Regions from separate parts of the Mus musculus genome. Here all the other regions are linked to region 3. The links are chromatin loops, found by intact Hi-C in ENCODE. Cell type or tissue: heart. All regions are shown on one strand.

Evidence for each region. Hi-C counts contacts between places; a loop is a spot of excess contacts. Peaks named below come from ENCODE experiments on the same cell type or tissue, not always from the same donor. Only the 100,000 strongest peaks of a DNase experiment are listed, where the experiment ranks them.
Region 1: a loop joins it to region 3, with 2.1 times the contacts of the local background. A loop is called at or near these places in 5 of 42 quality-filtered maps.
Region 2: a loop joins it to region 3, with 2.6 times the contacts of the local background. A loop is called at or near these places in 6 of 42 quality-filtered maps.

Annotation. Positions count from the first base shown.
Region 1 is chr10:83,646,367-83,651,366 of GRCm38, forward strand. Appl2 (adaptor protein, phosphotyrosine interaction, PH domain and leucine zipper containing 2) reads right to left here and starts at 2,298. Exons shown (of 21, transcript NM_145220.2): 1 at 2,162-2,298. The coding sequence starts at 2,215. In heart, CTCF peaks have their summits at 2,183 and 2,446; DNase peaks (open chromatin) are centred at 225 and 2,365; H3K4me3 peaks cover 2,166 bases; H3K27ac peaks cover 2,411 bases.
Region 2 is chr10:83,598,777-83,603,776 of GRCm38, forward strand. Appl2 (adaptor protein, phosphotyrosine interaction, PH domain and leucine zipper containing 2) reads right to left here. Exons shown (of 21, transcript NM_145220.2): 18 at 4,350-4,386; 19 at 3,982-4,122; 20 at 3,107-3,154; 21 at 1,257-2,265. The coding sequence ends at 2,131. Among named protein-coding and RNA genes, the nearest start is that of Appl2, 47 kb to the right of the region's middle. In heart, no CTCF peak of the experiment used is centred here; a DNase peak (open chromatin) is centred at 2,175.
Region 3 is chr10:83,774,019-83,779,018 of GRCm38, forward strand. No RefSeq gene overlaps it. Among named protein-coding and RNA genes, the nearest start is that of 1500009L16Rik, 54 kb to the left of the region's middle. In heart, a CTCF peak has its summit at 2,649 (motif pointing left); no DNase peak of the experiment used is centred here.

The sequences.
Region 1 (5,000 bases), 130 kb before region 3:
CAATCCCTGGAACCTGCATGGTGTAATTAAGAGAATTGACTTCCACAAACTGTCCTCTGACCTCCACATCCGCACGCCCACATCCGCACACATCTGTATCAGAGTCAGGAAATGTCACAGAAGAGGAGATGAGAGAATGAGGCAGAGTATTGTGAAATACTGTTACTGGACCAGTGACTTCCACTCGTGGACTCACAGCAATTCGGTCACGTAAATGAGGTAATGCCAGTCAGCATTGCAGCCTGGGATGGAGGCCCCAGAGCCCTACCCTTAGTGAGAAGCTACAGGCTGTTGGTGGCTCCTGGGAAGGGATGGCCAGTTTGCTTTGGGGGTGTGGCTGTTGGGAGGTTGCCCTGGCTCCACTGGATGGCCCCACACCCATGCATAGGAAGAGAGCACTAATTAGATTGTGTGTTATTGAGGGGGGAAGAGGACAGGAAAATGGGTGGGGAACATGTTTTGGGGTGTCTGGAAAGAGAAGATGGGGAGGTGATCTGATATTAATACGCTGTATAAGTATAGGAAATTATTGAAGAATAAAAAGTACTTAAAAATATTCCTTACGAGAAAGGCAACAAGACAATTGTCTGAATTAAGTAAGGGCTTTACCACTTTGCAGGGACGCCAACTGTCTAAGAATAAACCTTTACTGTGGACAAAAATATTTTTTAAAATTAAAAAGAATGTCAGGTAGGAGTAACAATGACTCTAAACATCTTCCGCCCCCCCCCCCACACACACAAGCTCAAAATTGTAAACCATACAGACGAGATATAATTTTAGACTATTCCGCCGATTTCAAGACCATCTGCCCCATGTTCCTTGTTTTCTGTGGAGTTTCTGCAGATGAGAACACCGGACAATTAGAAGCAGAACTGCAGCCCAGGTCTCAGACTCATTTATGCCATTCAGAAATGGTGCGCACCCATTAGAGGCCTCAAAACTCCAGACTGTGCGATGTCTGTGTGCCTGGCTCTGCCACCATCACGACTGGTTAGGGAAACGGTCTGTCTTTGACCTTCCGTGTCACCAAGTACAAAGCAAATGGAAAGCCCTATTCACAACCACGGTGGTTATGATTTCCACACGCTTATGTTCAGATCCTAACGACAGGGGAGGAAGGCTGAAATGCTTTCCAACAAAGGCTGGGGTCCAAAGCAAACACCTGACATCCAGAGCTGTATAAGGAAGCCTGCGAAGAATTAGCACAATACATGCCAGTCTGTTTAAAAAGTTGAATCAGTTAAAAAACAAAACAAACAAACAAACAAACAAAACAGGCTGAGCATAACAACACATCTGTAATCCCAGCACCCAAGATGTAAGTTCAAGGCTAGCGTGGTCTACAGGGCAAGTTTTCAGTCCAGTTATGGCTACATAGTAAGACCTTGTATCAAAACAAAACACAACAAAAAACAAAATCCCAAGTAATGGGAATACTAATTATCACAGCTTGCTTACATATCCTTGCTCCTCTACATGGGGACAATCATTCAGAACTGAGCCTAAGACAGGCACACACCGATAGCCCTTTTGATTTATTCTGCAAGGGAGAGATGGGGGAAATGTAGGTAAACTCATCAAACTTCCATCTGGGAGGTACAAGTTACTTTGGGAGCCAAGGAAGAAACCCGAAAGAAGAGGAGAGACTGTGAAGAACAGCTTGAGCCTTTCTAGTTTTTTCAGGACCGGAGATACTAGAGGATGAAGGTATTTATTTAAATAAGCTAGGGATGCCATACCAGGAAAGGGAATAGAAGATCCCTGGGGAAAGTCCTGTGACTTCTGAACTACTGTCACTATGCACTATCTCAAGCTCAAAGGGCTTGATTCACATCTCCACTATATTAATGAAGCCCCATCACCACCACCCTGTGGCACAAATGGGGCAAATGTTGGAATTTTCTCTTCCCTGGGTCGACTTGGCGATGGATCCAGGTTTTCTGTGCTTCCTATTCCGGCCCCTGCATTCATTAGGTCTCGTGGACTCGTTAGTACCAGCAGCGTCTGTGTGGATAGTGCTGTCGCCTTCTTCTGCACGAGACACTGCTTGAAAACCTTGTTACCCTGCTAGGGAGCTACTACTGTGGGACAACGACTGCCCGACCTCCCCGAGCGCCGGTGGGGCACCGCGGCTCCCTCCCAGCCTTCCCGGGGGTACCTGGGGGCTGTCCTGCAGCGCCTCCTCCAGCAGGAGCTTGTCCACGGCGGGCATGGCGCGGCGGCGAGGGAGCGCGGGATGCGAGGAGGGGACACTCGGCGCTCGGGGACTTGAGACTTAGCTCGGAGCCCGCGCCTGCCCACTCTCCGCGGCCCGCCCCTCAGCCCGGCCCCCCGCTGCCGGGATCAACAGGAAGTGTGGCAGGCGCCGGACATGTAGACAGTCCGGGACAGGACACCGGAAGTGTGGCGACCACGCTTCCGTCCGATCCCGGGGCTTCGGGCCCCTCCGGCCAGCGCAGCAGCACCGGGAGGTTCCGGCTGGAGGCTGCCCTCCCCGGTGCTCGAGGCTGCCCTCCCCCGTGCTCATGGCGCATCTCCGGGTGGGACGATAGGCTTTTATCTTCTTGCGGTTCTGCAGATTGCTCTCTCTGTGTGGGAGGAGATAAGAGTGAACAGATTTTGCAGTTGTTCTCTGGCCTCTTTTTGGGGTGTGTGGGGGGGGGGGCGGGGGTAGGGAGTCAGGCTGTCATCTAACTCGCTGTGTAACTGAGGATGATTCTAAATTTCTGATCCTCTTGCCTCCACTTTCAGAGCGTGATGGGATAACAGACTTCGACTACCAAACTGGAGTTTTGTGCAGTGCTGGGGATCAAACCCAGGGCTTCCTTCAAGTTAGGCAAACCCTCTACCAAAGTAGCCACACCCCCAGCCTTGGCGTCTTCTTATTTTATTTTTTAATTTGGGTTAGAAGATGGGCTTGGGTAGAGCAGGAGAGATGGTGTAAAGGACATTGCAGAAGATGTGAGTTTGCTTCTCAGCACCTGGTAGGAGGCTGTGGCATGCACCTTATTTCCCGTAGGGACATGCATGGGCACACTCATGTGCACGTATCTCCCATAGGAAATGCACACACCATTTAAAAATACAACAAGACAAATTATATTTAGTGTGTGAAGTTCAGAAGACAAACTGTGAAAGACTTTTCTCCTTCCAACCATGGGGATTCTGGATATTAAACTCAGGTCTCAGGCTTGGAGATAAGTGCCCTTAACTATTGAACCATCTTACCAGCCTCTGGCCTCTTTTTTTTTTTTTTAAATACCAGGACAGGCCCACACTCAAACAGTTCAGAGCACAGACATTACGTGTGTGTGTGTGTGTGTGTGTGTGTGCGTGCGTGCGTGTGTGTGTGTGTGTGTGTGTGTGTGTGTGTGTGTTTTCCGTGATATTCAGATCACTGCTAAATGATTTGGGGCCATATAATTAGGTCTCATCTTCCTGGTTTTTTAAGGTTTTTCGTTATGGAGAATTTCATAATGAAATTTTCGGGGTTAGAAAGGATAGATTATGTAGTTCTGTGATGTCATTTAAAAGTGAGAAGAAGGGACACTGGAGAATGAGATACTTTACTCAGGACCCTACAGCGTAGGCTGGAGAAAGAAGAAAAGGTTGTGTAGAAGGTCAGAAGTGGAATTTGACGTATATTAAAGGCACGAGTTTCAATGGATTGACACATAAAATCAGTACTATTTGTCCAATGAGGTGTCACCAAAATTACCAGGAGAGTATGATACTGCACAAATTCTATGTCTTATGGGAACTACCTGAGCAGTTAGTGTTGGTTGTGAAATCTGTAGGATCAGGGTCACCAGTGAAGAATTATTCAGATTAAGTTAGCCCCTGGCATACATACCTGTGAGGAATTAAGTTACTAGAGGTGGGAAGATGTACCCCAAAAGTGGATGGCACTACTCCCTAGGCTTGAGTCCTGGACTATGGAAGAGGATGAGAGTGAATACCAGCATTCCTTCGCTTCCTGCTTCCTGCCTGTCGATGCAGTACAACCAGCCCCTTCAAGTTCCTGCCATGATGGACCATACCCTAAAACTGCAAACCAAAACAAACCTGTTCTCCCTTGAGTTGCTTTGCCGGGCATTTTATCACCACAGTAGTAAAGGTAACTAAGACACCACCCGGTTCAGTAACAAAAATATGTGCTCCAAGCTGGCTGTGGTGGCACACACCTTTAATCCCAGCACTCGGGAGGCAGAGGCTGGTGGATTTCTGAGTTCGAGGCCAGCCTGGTCTACAGAGTGAGTTCCAGGACAGCCAGGGCTACACAGAGAACCGCCCCCCCCCCAAAAAAAAATCAGTGCTCCAAATGTTGGTATTCTGTCTAAACTCCACCCCCACAGTTCCTGGCAGCAACCAGGTATATGCTCCTCCCCACAGTTACCTGGCAACAGCCAGGTAGGCTTGGCCCACTATAAAAGGGGTGGCTTGGCCCCTCCTCTCTCTCTTATTCTCTTGTCTCTCTTACCTCTTTCCCCCTTGCTCCCCTTCCCTTCCCCCCTCTCTCCACATGGTCATGGCCCACCTCCACTTCTCTGCTCTCTCCTCTCTGCCTTTCTCTGCCTCTACTACTCTCTTAACTCCCCTCCCCATGCCCTGAATAAACTCTATTCTGTACTATACCATCCTGTGGCTGGCCTCTCAGGGGAGGGGAATGCCTCCGCATGGGCCCCGCTGAGACACCTCCTCCCCTTACACCCCGCCAGAACATATTCTTACAGCTCTTTCCCTTTTTATGATCATAACACCAAACACCGCCGAAAGCCAACTCCAATGGCATGATTCCCTTCGTTCTGGTGTGAGCTATTTATGCCTTCCATCTAGTATCCTCCATCCCCTTCTCATTTGCCCTTTTCAGGTGAAATTGTGCCCATACCAGGATTCTTTCTTTACCTTCCAAGTTCTGTTCAACTAAAATTTCCTCATACAATCTTCTAAACTCTCTGCTGCCCAAAATCAACTCTTCAAGACCAGACTCAAACCCT
Region 2 (5,000 bases), 180 kb before region 3:
GCCACAGGTAGGGTGAGACTCAGTCCTTAGAAGTCCCTAAGGCTGCTCCACCTCCTGTGGGATCTGGTGGCAATCAGTTCCTGCTTCTAACAGTTGTTTTCTCCAGTAATAAAATTCAGTTAATAGAAATGATCTATTCTGATTTTATGCCTTTAAAAATGGAGTATTCTGAAGTTCTTCCATGTTGATTCACGGCTGCAGGAAACTAAGCTTTCCTTCTCTCATAACTGGTTACATGCACTCCAGTGTTTTCTTCTGTCTGGTACAGTGACGTCATTTTCATTCATGTCTTGGGGCGGGTGCTGGGACAGCGCACGTGGAGCTGATCCCGTGGGTAAGATGCACTGCTTTATGCCTGCCGTCTACTGTGTGTGTGCAGCTTTCCCTTCTTGGTTGAGACTGGGCATGTTTGTTTCCAAGCCCAGTAACTCTCATGACTCTATATCTTAACGGTCTTCTCCATATTTAGGTGCTTGGTCCTGCCCTTGGTTGTGTCTTTGCTCCGTTTATGTTTTCATTCTGTCATGGTTGTCGTTGGATGTTTTAGTACAGTCTTTTTAGGGTTACCTCAGGGCTTGCATGGCTTGTTTTATTTTAACCGGTCCGTGTAGTGCTGTAGTGGGTATTGCTGTGGATGGTGCTAGGAATTGAACTCGGGGACTTGGTCATGTCTCTGAGCCACAGCCCCGCTCTGGTGTTTTACTTCTCAACTGAGTTATCACTGAGTTTTGTCTATTTGACCCCTCACTGAAAAGCTGTAAACAAGAAGTTTAAATGCATATATCAAAGGGGTGGGTCCTTCTAACAGATCTTATGTGGTTCTCTTAGTTTGGGGTGGTAAAGGATTTTTTGTGTCTTGTTTTGTGACATATGCATGAGTAAGTGTGTGGGCGCCTTGGCTTCCAGAGGTTGATGTTGGGTGTCTTCCTCAGTTGTTGATAACTGGACTGAGACTGGATGGCTAGCAAGCTCATCTAAGGTCCTTTGACTTACACAGCAAGCATGTTACCCACAGAGCCAGCTTTCCAGCTCCTATGTTTTTCAAGACAAGATTTTGTTGTTTAGCCCAGGCTGGCCTTGGACTCATCCTTCAGCTGAGTGTTGAAAATGTAGCTATGTCACTGTCACTGATACTCAGGCCTGATGACAGCTGTACCTCTAGCACTCAGAAGCAAGACTGCAAGGCCAATCTGGTCCACATACCAAGACTTTAGTTTCCTTCTAAGGGTGGTCTATAAACTAACCACAATAAGCAGTTTGAGATGAAACAGTTTTTATTGCTAAATTATTACAAAGACAGGTTGTTGAAGATGGTTACAATTAATTTATGCTGCATGATTTCAAGACCTTTACTTCATAATTAGGGGTTGGAGATTGGTCCAGGACCCCACGAACCAGAAACATCAAGGTAGAAACCAGAACTTCAAAGACAGCCCCACAGCCAGCTGAGCTTCAAGTGAGTTTTAAATTAATTGGTCCCTTTGAGGAAGGTCTGGCTCAGAAGAAACAGGAACTAGTAGAACTGTCCCTTGCTCACAGTGAGTAGCCAGAGAAAGCATCTAAGAGGACCTGAAGCTTTTGAATGAAAGCTGGTTCAGAAAGGTTCTGTTGTAAAGGCTTTGCTGTCTGTTTGAGACCAAATTGCATAGCAGTGCCATGAGGTCCAGGCATGAGACCATTGGGTTATAAATATATAATCTTCAGAATGACAGGCACTTAAAACTAAGTAAAATACAAAAATAGATCATATTAATAGGAACTATTTAGTATTTAACAAATTGTAAATCCAGGGTTTTACCATTTATAAAAGGATCCTAGGAACTGAAGCGCTGCTATCCAAATAAAGTGAACAATGCATTTTTATAGCTCTCGTTCTGGGTACCCAACAGTCTGAAGCAAAGACTTACCACAAAGCACCTAAAATAGCATTTGTAGAGTGTAGGCACGCTCTCACCCATTTCTTATTGTCTCCCTCCCAAGTTTCTGTGCCAGGGCATCCAAGGGTACACTCCGCACGTGATTGTCGGTGTTCTAAATTCAGGTCACTGTGCCTGTACGGCAGAGAAGTTGAAAACTGCTTAAGGAGTGGCTCTCCTTCCCACGTGCTCTGACCCCCGATGCCCAAATGAGTTATGCTTCAGATTCTGCGCCTCTGTTTTCACTTGGACTTCCGCCAGTGTCATCTGCTTGATCGTTTAACAGTACATACTTTCCATCATTGGTTAGTGGTACAGACAGCATTAATCGAGCCAGTGCTTCTGGATCCTGAAGTTAAGAGAGTTTAAGAGAGAGGGGAGAAAGAAAAAGCTTAAGATGCACTTGAACCTCTGGCTTGGCTTTCAGTGCTGTGAGCTGTAGTCCCATTCCTTCTAACTCTAGTCTGTGCTGTCATCTGAAGACTCGAGGATTACATCTAGATTCCCAGGGGCTTTCCTCTGGGCAATGCGTGCCTCCTCCAGAGTCCACATGGCAACACAAAGCTTCACAAAACTTGCCTTGTATATCGTTAAAGCCACTTGGAGTAGGCAGAAGCTGTGCAGGAGCGCACTCTACTGCCCTCGCCCTGCTCACGGTGGTTCTTGCACAGCAGACTGCTACAAGCAGGCGTGCACACTTCTCACCTAGACCCTTGCCTGCTGTCTGTCTACTCGGCAGCACTTCCCGCTGTCCAGGCTTACATCAATCACCTAACGGCTTTTTAGGTGAATGGAAGACTGCAAACTGTTGAGTAGCATAGAGGTCTCCATCTCTGCTCATATCTAGTAAGCGCCTGGTTGGTGGTTGACAGGGCTGTTGCCTGTCACCAGCCTCTAGGGACTGGGTGCTAGTGCAGATGAAGTAAGTATTGTGTCGTAGTTTGAAAGAGAAGAACCCTAGCCAGTTTGAACACAAGCGAGAGAATTAGTAAAGTGATGCTGCAACAGTGCTGTTAAGAGGAAAGGCGTTACCAGACAGTCACCTGAGCCAGAGCACAGGCCATAGCACGGGGTGGGAGGTGGGGGTGGGGCTGGGAGGGTTGTTTTTGTTTTAGGGTGCTTTTTTTTTCTGAATATTACTGTGTCTACAAATGTCTTGGTTACTGAAACAGCCCTAAAATGCATCTTACCTTTTGAACCTCAATAATTTCTTTCCCCAAATTAATAGCATAGCATATCTGAAAGACAAGAAAATAGTGTTTAGCCAAGATAGGAAGAGGTAAACAATTGTAGAAAACAGTATGTTCCAAGGAGCACAGTGAGCCCTCTGTCTGCTCACACCTAGACTGGAAGACGGGGTCTGCTGCAGGAGCCTCGTTCAGTGGCGCTGTTATGACAACAGAAATATCCCAGGGAGTGGAAGACCCAAGTAACCTGCTGTTTGCAGTTCTTAGCGGGACGCTTTCCCCCACATGTTCATATACACTGTGATATATGAACAAATACTTAATGACAGGGCTGGTTTTGATGAATCTGAAGGACCAGCTGAGGGCAGTGCTTGTCATACAAAGGAACACTTTTGATGCTCTTTCCTTGGCTTCCTCTGAGACTGTTTTTCTATTTCTCTTTCTACTTTGCTTTAATTTCTTTAAAACTGGTTCTCAACCTGTGGGTCACAACCTCTTTGGAGCTTAACTAATAACCCTTTCACAGGGGGTCACCTAAGACCATCAGAAACAGATATTTACATTACAGTTCATAACAGCAAAATGATAGTTAGGAAGTAGCAATGAAAGTACTTTCATGGTTGAAAGTCACCATAGCAATCATTAGGAAGGTTGAGAACCACGGCCTTAAAAGAACAAATTAGAATGCTTTTTAACATTTCATGATACGAAACAATTCTATCTAGTTATTAGGGTTGTTCCCTTTCAGTGAGGCCTTCTTAGAAGGTATTATTGTCTGAATGTCTGGATGGAGGCATAAACAATTAGCCAGGTATTCGGATGGACAGTGAAAACCCCAGGCCCTTGGAGAATAGCCTTACTGAGGTACAGGCAAATACCTTTTCTCCTTCTGAGTTGCTTTCAAAAATGTATGTGCTCAGAGACTCTTCTCCTGTGGACTCCGGCACCCGGATGACAAAGCCAACCAGTCTTTTGTTTTCTTGATGAGCAGCAAACTGTGTGACACTGGTAAGCTCAAACTTTTTGAAGAGAGTTTAGGGGAAAGACAGGACGAGACAGAATGAATAATTACATAACTGGAATTTAAAAACCAACAACATTGTTTTCTATGGCAAAGCTGAGGATGTACTATATGGGGATGGGATAGTCATGGGACTTGGAAAGTTATCTTGTGCCTAGGACGGTCTCCAGGGGCAGAGGAGAACTGAGGTGTGATTATGAACGTTAAGATGTAACAGGTACTTACACAGGCCCTTGACACTTGAGTCTGAGGATCTATCAACCTGAAATTGTAAGAGACTCATTACCATACACATGTTGTTCATAGGAGTTAAATCCCACAAATATCCCATGTACGAAGAGTAAGGCCTGCTTGAGGGAAAGATAAGACAGTCCCAACAAAGAATTCTCACTGAGGAATACCGAATGGCTGAGAAGCACCTGAAAAAATGTTCAACATCCTTAATCATCAGGGAAATGCAAATCAAAACAACCCTGAGATTCCACCTCACACCAGTCAGAATGGCTAGGATCAAAAATTCAGGTAACAGCAGATGCTGGCGAGGATGTGGAGAAAGAGGAACACTCCTCCATTGCTGGTGGAATTGCAAGCTTGTACAACCACTCTGGAAATCAGTCTGGCGGTTCCTCAGAAAATTGGACATAGTACTACCGGAGGATCCAGCAATACCTCTCCTGGGCATATATCCAGAAGATGCCCCAACTGGTAAGAAGGACACATGCTTCACAATGTTCATAGCAGTCTTATTTATAATAGCCAGAAGCTGGAAAGAACCCAGGTGCCCCTCAACAGAGGAATGGATACAGAAAATGTGGTACATTTACACAATGGAGTACTACTCAGCTATTAAAAACAATGAATTTATGAAATTCTTGG
Region 3 (5,000 bases):
TCTAGGAAAATTTTTGCTTCCTGTCCCCATAACTCTAGGTTCTGCTGGCTTAGAAGTTTTGGCTCCAGAGAGGGGAGTGCTCCTACCAGGAGCTACAACAAACATTTCATTGAACTGGAAGCTCAGACTTCCCCCTGGTCATTTTGGGCTTCTAATGCCCTTAAACCAACAGGCTAAAAAAGGAATAACAGTGTTAGGAGGGGTGATAGATCCAGATTACCATGGGGAAATTGGATTACCTCTTCACAATGGTGGTAAGCAAGATTATGTCTGGAGTGCAGGAGATCCCTTAGGGCGTCTCTTAGTACTACCATGTCCTGTGATTAAAGTCAATGGGAAACTACAACAGCCTAATCCAAGCAGGATGACAAAGGACGCACACCCATCAGGAATGAAGGTATGGGTCAATCCTCCAGGAAAAGAGCCAAGACCTGCTGAGGTGCTGGCTGAAGGTGAAGGAAATACAGAATGGGTAGTAGAGGAAGGTAGTTATAAATACCAATTAAGGCCACGTAACCAGTTGCAGAAACGAGGATTATAAAGTAATATGAATGCCCATTGTAAATTTACTAATGCGTTTGCGATTGTACGAGGGATAGTTATATCATGTTAGGCGTATTTACAACCTTGTTATTGTTTCATGTGAACATGAGATATTATTTGTGTCAAGTTGACAAGGGGTGGATTGTAGTGGCTATTCCTGGTTGTCAACTTGACAATATTTGGAATGAACTACAATCCGGAATTGGAAGGCTCACCAGTGACCCTTATCTGGAGGCTTGGAGATGCTTATCTGGATCTTGGTTTGAAGATCTTGAGCCACAGTGGCTATGGATTCCAGAAGATTGAATCTCCGAGTTAAGGAACACACCTTTAATCTGGGCTATGCCTTTCATCTGGGATTAAAGGTGTGGTGGAACACACCTTTAATCTGGGCTACACCTTTTGCTGGAGACAATATAAGGACATTGGAAGAAGGGAGTCTAGCTCTTGCTCTTGCTCCTTCGCCTGCTTGCCGTGTGAGACTGAGTAACTGCTAGATCCTTGGACTTCCATTCACAGCTGCGACTGAACAATTGTAAGGAATTGGGCTGCCGACTGTAAGTTATCAATAGATTCCTTTACTAACTAGAGACTATCCGTGAGTTCTGTGACTCTAGAGAACCCTGACTAATACACCCACTTACCTTCAGTGTACAGCCCATCATTGGAGAGTGACACATAACAGCCTGCTCACACGTATCCACAGTTGAGGGCAGACAGCAATGAATGCACACAGGCCTACTTGATTGCCTTCTTCTCTTAGACGGTCCAGAACCCCCAAGTAGGAGTGTCATCACTCACAGTGGCACAGAGGTCCCCACACCAATTAACAAGACAATGCCACCACCCAACCCAATTTGGACAAGTTTTTAATTAAGAATCCTTTCCACGGGTGATCCTTGTTTGGGTCAAGTTGACAGTTAAGAAACTATCCTGGGAGAAAAGATTAACGTTGCCTCTGGGGATTTCACTCCTTCGTACTGGGGACAGAATGGGGGCGCTTACGGAGGAGAGAGATTGTGGTGAGACAAAGCCAGGGTCCCGAGTCAGCAGCTGTGTAACCTTTAAGACCCAGTCCTAAAGGCCGGCTTCCACCAGAGAAGCCCCACCCTGTACAGCCCCAATGGTTTGAATCTGAAGTGTATGCCATGGGCTCATAGTTTAAACGCTGTTCTCAGGTTTGTAGGGATATTGCACAGGGATTGGCCATTTCTCTTCCTTCCCTTCATATTCTCCAAAGGCACGGGATGGTCTACAATGAGGGAGGCTATACAACAGGCCTCTATGCTGACCCCAAGGGACAGCTCACCACAAGGCTTTCCAAGCTCAGCCGCATTCCTTTGTTCCAGTATTTTCTGAGGTCCTCCCCCCACCCCCAATCTCTTTCCCTCTCTAATGCTGCAGGCCACACCAGCACCATCTTGTACCTGGAGGGTCCCTGCTTCTCGTTCCTCAGTGAATACCACCCGTGCGCACAGTGGGCTCAGCCCAGGCAGGGTTCACCTAGTGGAGCTGCTATTGAATGTAATGCTGGCTGGCATTTCATCTGCTGGTCAGCTTTCTAGACATGTACAGATGTGATCGAATTAGATACTCACAGCAAGTGCCTCATCTTTATGGTTATAGACAACGTTGAACCAGCTTCTTTAATGATTGGTATAAAGTTTACAACAAAACTTTCAGGTTTCTGATTTTTGGTTTTAAAGACAGAATCTCACATAGTCAAAGCTGGCCTTGAACTCACTGTGTGGTGGGGGATAGACTCATTGTGCTGCCTTCATCTCTCAAGTGTTGTGATACAGCACGGACCACTGGGTTAGGTAAAGCTTTCGGACCCCTGTCCCCGTCCCTTCAACCCAAGATAGAGTTTCTCTGTGTGGCCCTAGCTGTCACGGATTTCACTCTGTAGACCAGGCTGGCCTGAAACTCAGGAATCCGCATGTCTCTACTTCCGAAGTGCTGGGATTAAAGGTGTGTGTCACCATGCCCAGGAAAACTTTCAGTTTTTAATGTAGAAAACGGACAAAAAAAAAAAAAAAAAAAAAAAAGTTGTGGCTGGTTATGCCTTTCTAATACATGCATCTCCTGCCCTCTGGTGGCCAGAGCATCTAATAGCGGCTTGATCTCTCTCCGTGTTTTGATGGGCCTATTCCTTGTTTCCATCCTAGCCCAGCAGGCTTCCCTAGCTGCTAGCTCTGAACGTTGGACACTTTATTTAGCTTTCCCCTGTCCCTGTTTCCTTATGCATAGAACGGAGTCAGTGTCTGTAACAAAGACTTTAAAAGTCTATGTCTGAAATGCTTATTACATGCAGGTTAACCAACTGGATTCCCACGACAGTCTTGGTATAGAGCCATGGTTCTCACCCTTCCTAACGCTGTGACCCTTTAAAACAGTCCCTCATGTTGTGCTGACCCCCAACCATAAAATTATTTTTTTTGTCACTTCATAACTGTAACGTTGCTGCTGTTATGAATTGTAATATAAATACCTGTGTTTTCCGATGGTCTTAGTGACCCCCGTGAAAGGGTAGTTGGACCCCCAAGAGGGTCGTAGCTCACAGGCTGAGGACGACTGTTACACAAGAACAGATATTTGCATCCTACAGTTAAGGTGAATGAGGACCCACAGACAAATAACTTGAAGGTGAGACGACTTAATACTCAGACAGTGACGAAAAGTCCCGCTACAGGGTAAGCGTCCAGTGATATCAGTACATCAATAACACACAGGACTGAGTCTGTGACAGACATGGCTGTGGAACACACGGGTCCGTTTGCATGTGTGTCGTTGCTGTTTTTAACATTCGACTGCCTCTCGCATGGATGGTGCAGTATGTAAGTGAATAGTAGCTTGCATACTTTCTAGGCATCTTTCCTGAGCCAGACCATAATTTCTCACTCCCACACAGGCGATGCCTGGGCCTTCTGATTCTCTTTTCCTAAATGTTGTGCACTGCTCCCAATTCATGTCCACACAGAACCTCTAAATGTACCCTAATTTAGAAGCTAGGGCTGTGCAGATCTCATCAGGGGGAATGAGGTTACAATGGACAAGGGCAGGTGCATCGGACCCAATGACGAGTGTTCTTGCAGGGGGAGAAAACAGATACACACGGAAGTCAGGGATTGTGGGTAATGCCAGGAGCTAAAGGGAGCAAGGAGGGTGCTTCTGCTGCAGAGTGCACAGCCACTGGGGACTTTTAGCCTCTATTTGGGGGAAATAACACACTTCTGTTATTTAAAATTTAAATGACACGTTATTTACATGTGTATGGGTGAGGGTACACAGGCAGCGGGTCATGTGTGGAGTTCAGAGGACAATTTGAAGGAGTCCATTCTCTCCCACCGGGTCCTGGGAATTGAACTCAAGTCGTGAAACTCAAGTTGTCAGGGTTGGCGGCCAACACCTCTACCCACTGAGCCATCTAGCTGGTTCCTCCTTTCATTACTTCAATTCATCCACTTTGTGGTGCCACAAAGGGATTTAAAATGTCACAAAGACCGAGGCCACCAATTCCTTACCCTGTGGAGAGATAGACACTGTAGTCACTCAGGACACATTGGTCTCTTAAAGCAGGTCCTGCACAGTCAGGATGCCACAGCAATGCTAAACACCTGCAGCTGGAGTGTTTCTTGCTCGTTACAGTTCTTGACTGCACTGGATAATGTAAAGGTTGGATAATGAGTTGATCTCCGAACTGTTCTGTGGACCAATGAAACTGTAGCAAGCAGTCTGTTGCAATAGTTTTATATATAAATTTATAAGAATGCAGAACTCTTGGATTATATTACTCTAGGCAACAGATTTGCCAACTCTCCTTGAGACGGTCATTTTTATTTTTATTCAATGTCTATTTTAAAACTTTATGTATTGGGTGTGCATGCACACACACATTTGTGTAGGTCACACACATTTGTGTAGGTTTGCACACACACACACACACCCCTGTGGAGATCAGAGGACAACTTTTAGGAACTTGCTTGCTCCTTTCACCACATGTGGGCCCTGGGGAATCAAACTTGGGTCATCAGAGTGCCTACACCATCTGAGACACCTTGCCATCCCAAAGTCTTATAACTGGAATACTTTAACTTGACCTTAAGATTGAGAGCACTTTCCAGGGCCCCATAGTGGAAACAAATGATCAGATCAACAGTCTGGAGCATTCTGTGTATGCTTACTCTCCACATGACTTGCTCACCCAGAGAAGCAGAGACTGTGCTTCCTGTGGGCAAGGCTGCCTGGGAGAAAAAAGTCAAGTTGAGCATGCCCAATGGGGAGTCCGTCTTAAAAAATCTTCCCACAGGATACAAGAGGAGTGGGAAATAAGAGTTCCTATCTGTGCTGGCTAGTTTTATTCCAACTTGACACAAGCTAACAAGAGAAACTCAAGTGAGAAAATGTTCCTGCAGATTGTTCTGTAGGCGAGCCTGTGGTGCATTTTCTAAAAGGAG